Regions from separate parts of the Homo sapiens genome. Here region 1 is linked to region 2. A link is a loop called in an ENCODE intact Hi-C map of the cell type or tissue named here. Cell type or tissue: Caco-2. All regions are shown on one strand.

What was found. Peaks named below come from ENCODE experiments on the same cell type or tissue, not always from the same donor. Only the 100,000 strongest peaks of a DNase experiment are listed, where the experiment ranks them.
Region 1: a loop joins it to region 2, with 2.6 times the contacts of the local background. A loop is called at or near these places in 2 of 110 quality-filtered maps.

What each region holds. Positions count from the first base shown.
Region 1 is chr20:13,429,318-13,431,817 of GRCh38, reverse strand. All of the region lies in intron 12 of TASP1 (taspase 1), which reads left to right. Among named protein-coding and RNA genes, the nearest start is that of ISM1-AS1, 190 kb to the right of the region's middle. In Caco-2, no CTCF peak of the experiment used is centred here; a DNase peak (open chromatin) is centred at 937.
Region 2 is chr20:13,118,545-13,121,044 of GRCh38, reverse strand. All of the region lies in intron 8 of SPTLC3 (serine palmitoyltransferase long chain base subunit 3), which reads right to left. It also overlaps a transcript of TASP1 not described here. Among named protein-coding and RNA genes, the nearest start is that of ISM1, 100 kb to the left of the region's middle. In Caco-2, a CTCF peak has its summit at 1,315 (motif pointing left); a DNase peak (open chromatin) is centred at 1,314.

The sequences.
Region 1 (2,500 bases), 310 kb before region 2:
CAGTTCCACTCCCATGATAACCCATTAATCTATGAAGATATTAATCCATTCATGAGGGCAGAGTCCTTAAGACCTAATCACCTCTTCAGGGTCCCACATCTTAATACTGCCGTATTGGGGAATAGGTTTCAACATGGATTTTGGAGGAAACAAACATTCAGACCCTATAGCATTCGCTTTTCTCCTTTTCTCTTCCTCCTTCACTCTCCTACCTCACCTCAACCTCTGTCAACAATACCATTGTTGTTATGATTATTAACATTTGCCTTCTTATATCTGTACTTATCTCTATAGTTTGATCAGGGATTGATTCTAAATAATGTCAGTAACCAGCATTAACAGCATCAAGATTATAGTATAAATAGTGCTCACTGCATACCCTAGAAGCAGAAGATTGGACCCATAAAGATCAGGGTTTGTCATAAACCTCTGCCTGTAAAAGGGGACTATTTCAGTCATCAAGATCAAGTGGATTCTCCTTTCTATCAGTTGCTCCAAATCAGGCTATAAATTAATTTGCTTCGTGTTTGGACCATGACTTCCCATGACTTTATGACTTTTTCACTGTCATAAGAGTATAACTATAAACTCATGGCTTCTGGAGCTCAGTAATTTCTAGTAACGAGGAAAGCTCAGAAGTCTTTCTTTTCTACACATCCAAATAAAACAATTTCCAAAATTAAAAAAAAAAACTTAACTGCTGTGTATTGTTAATCACTTTTTTGGTCCCAAGAATAATATAATCACACAATCTCCTACTGTAGCCTTTTCTGTGTCCACTTTCTTTTCTCAAAATTGTAAATAATGTTCTCATTACACCACACAAGCAGTTTTCAGTCGAACCTCATTGCCACTTGATGGAGTTTCCTGGAAGCCGTTATGTAGACTTTCCTCTTGACAAATACATTAGTTATCAGAGCTCCAGTGGGCTGCTTCCAAGGTGATATGACTCAAGTAACAGACACTTTTGAGGTTTGCCCTTTGTCTACTGATTCATGAATAGAATCGGAGAATCTCAGGTATGAAGGAACTTTCAAAGTCCACTTGTGTGACCTTGTTACAGGTGCTTTGTCCATAGTTTGTTGAATGCTCCTCCCTTCAAGAGGTGGAACTCAATTTCCCTGCCCTTGACTGTGAGCCAAACACTAGAGACTCGCTTCCAACCAATAAATTTATGGCAGAAGTGAAAGTGTCTGATTTCTGAGACTAGGTCAAAAAGGCATTGTGGCTTCCTCCTTGGGCTCTCTGTTGAATCACTCCCTCTGGGTGAGACCAACTGCCATGTCATGAGGACACTCAAGCAGCACTGTGGGGAAGCCCACTTCGCAAAAAACTGCGACTTCCTCCCAACAGCTGCTTCTGAGGAACCGGGGCTTCCTGCCAACGGCCTCAGAGATCTGAGTGAGCCTTCAGGTGACAGCAGTCTATGGCAACATCTTGACTGAAATCTCATCGGAGAGCCTGCTAAAGAACCACCCAATGAAGCCACCGTGGAATTTCTGACCCACAGAAACTGAGATAATAAGTGTTTGCTGTCTTAAACCACCGCATTTTGAGAGAATTTATTACGTAGCAGTAGATAACTAATAAACTTTTTAAGCCCTTTCGTCTAATGAGCTGTAATGACAAATCAAGATGCTCTGTTGCCATCTTTAGGCAGCTGTTGGGTTTTGGTTTTCATCAGTAGATCCTGATTCTCTTTTTGGGGACCCTCTAGGACAAATATGATGCGTGTCCTTTTACATTGCAGTCTGTAATCAAGTTTCCCTCACCTCCTTAGCCTCCTCACCTCCAGCCTTTCTTCCTCTATTTGTCCCCTCAGTCCCGTCTCCATTATTGCTCCCAGAGTTCTTTCTATATAACAACTCTGCAGCTGGCCCAGAGAACATAGCCATGGGTCCCAAACCAGGGGCAGGAGAGAAGACTTCCCGAAAGAAGAAAGGGCAAAAATGAGAACCTGACCTAGAGAGCCACACCAATCCCAAGATCAGAAGGACACTGTTCAACCCAAGAGTGACATAAGTATATGTAATTAGTTTACTATACGTCTAAGCTAAATGTTGAATCTTCTTATGTATACTAAAATAAAAACAAACATGTATCTCTTACTGTTACTTCAATGCTCTCTACCTTTAATTTTTCAGCAGGCAGCACACACACAGACAGGCACACACACAGACAGACACACACACACACACACACTCACACACACCCTGTGCTGGTGAATTTCCTATAGCACAAATGGGAGCTACCTAACTTGATGGGAAATGGCATCCCCTGATCTGACCTCAGAATATGCTTTCAGTGTTATTTCTGACTAGTCCTTTTTAAAAAAAAAAAATAATTGACAAATAATCGTAATAATTGTATATGTTCATGGAGTTCAACTAGTTTTTCTCTTCATTCATTCTCAATGTCTCAACTCTGGCCACTCCACATCACTTGGTCTTCCAAAGAGTTATTTTTTTCCCGCAATAACTTGCATATGCTCTTGCTGTGC
Region 2 (2,500 bases):
TCCCATCAGCTTAGGCTTTCCTTCAAAGAAGCCATTCATGGCACGGAGCTCTGACAGGTGGAGAGAAGTAGTGATCTGGAATTTCATCAGGAAGGTCTTGAAAGGACAGACTCCTCCATGTTAGGCTGTTCACTGTGCATCTATAGCGGCTCCAAACCCAAAGTGAGCAAAACAGCAAAACTCTGCTGGCTCTGGACAGACTGTTAGCAGTTTCCTTGAGGTGGAAAGTGGGGATCACAGCCTGGCAGCAACTTCCAATTAGCAGAGGGGAATTTGTAGGACACTTTGTGAGGAAAAGGCTCTGAGATAAAAACAAAACCTCTGTTTCCTCTAGTAGTATCGTCATACTAAACCATTTTTTTCTCCTTGTTTTCAAATGTGTTTCATTACATGTCTCATCTGGTTGCTAATATATAAAACTCTGACCTTGACCCATTCCATAAAGATTTCCAGAACCTCCTAGACACTGTTACTGGGAATGCAGCCCCTCTATACCAATATTAACATCACTTAAAAAGAGAGTTAAGAGCCAGATGTTTTTATCTCTTTTTTCTAGATTTTTGGAGCTAACTGATTATTTTCAAATTTCAGGGTTTACTGAGAACCCTATGAGAACAGTGAAATTGAAATTATACACAGTTTCAGAAAAACAGCAAGTCTGAATGTGTGTACTTTAACTTTTTTTATGTTCAATTTTGTTGCTTTTGTATACATTGGTTTGGAATCCTAGCTATTTTGCAATAATCCCCGAATTTGAGATATACGGGAAGTATCTGGGAGATTATTCATCTGTCTATCAACTATCTATCTACCTATCTATCTGTCTTACAGTACAGTTATCAGAGTTTGAAAACTCTACTCTTAATTATTTAAACATACTAGTAGAAGTAGTTTTTTCAAACAAAAATCTTTAGTATTTGCCGAATCCTAATTTAAACAGACTCAAAGTAAAAATTCTTCACAAAATTATCTGAAGTTCATAGGAATAAAATATATGTTTGACTTGAAATTATACATAATGAAACTTAACATAATTAAAAAGAATTAAAGGTACAAAGGAACGGATACATAAGTTCCATCAAATCATGGGCTCATTAAGCCGAAAGGAAGCCAGTTTACCCAGGTTTATCACAGTCTGACCAAAATCATTCCACACAGGTGTGTATCTGACTGATTTTTAAGTCATCAGGGATACAGGCATTTTCTCAAATGCCCTCCTGCTCACCGCCCAGGTCTTGGAAACAGCCCCTATGTTTTCAAGGTTTTGCATCTTGCTGTTTTAGGGCAGATCTCAGCGTAGGCTAACGAATCTCTGCCAGACACGCTCTAATTCTTGCTGCCATCTAGTGGTAAATTTAGACACTGCAGTGTAACATGAAGGGAAGAGAAGACAGAGAAAGGTGGGGAGGAAAAAGGAGGGAGAGGAGAGGGAATGAACAATGCGACCCTCTGTATCCAAATATGCATAAAATGAGCATTTTAAGAGATAAGAAAATGAACAGATGTACATACTTTTTCTGCATCCCGATTAATGTAAATAATGGTAATTTTCACAATTGCTCAGTATCTATGCCAAATGAATAGAAATTGTGTGGACAAGAACGCCTACATCTTAAAAATACTCTAGCTGACATCAGAATGGAGAGCATGAGAGAGAATCATGGTGAACTGGTGTTTACTTCTGCTAGTCGCGAGCCTTTGTTTAAAGTGGGTATCAAATGAAGCTACTCTAGGGGGAAAAATGTGACATCCACCAAATTTGACAACATTTCAAGAATTGGCTTGCTTCGGTTTATTCAGGTGCCTTTGGTTCAGGAAGTAGAGTTATGCTTCGTTAAAAATTTTGTAGTTCAGAACTGCTGCTAAAGTAATCACAAAACCACAAGCTCACAGAGCAATGTAGCCAGGATCAGGGAGCTCCTAAATTTGAGACCCTCTGCTCCTACTGCTTCGACAGTCTAGGAAGGGAACATTTAACCTTTCACCAGATTTAGCTGAATTTTGTAAGATCCTGGGCTTTCCCAATGGTTTTAGCATTACCCAGCTGATTCCCACAGGCCAGTGAAGAGGGGATGAAAAACAATGCTTTGAGCCCGAAAGAAAGCAGTGCTTATTGAAGGGTAAAGGCCACTTAAAACTCTGAACATTTTAAGCATCTGTGCATTTCATGGCAGGGCCAGTGGCCAGAATTAAATCTGTTGTTTTAAATCATGAGCTTTCAATGAGAGGACTGTTTTCTGCTGCACTTCTTGGTTTGTCTAACTGGTTTACCAGAAGTCTGAACTCTTGTTCCTGTTCATCACAATAGGTAAGAAAGTGGGGATTTTTGTTGATACCACTTGCATGCACTGGTTTTGGGCCTGGTGTGGCATCCTAGGCTGAGCCAACATCACTGTCACATCTGCTCTTTGGGACAGGTGTAGGTTTGTCTGAGATAGGTGTCAGAATTTGGACAAGGCTATCCTCTCATTGTTCAGATAACTGGCTCCTTTATCTCTCA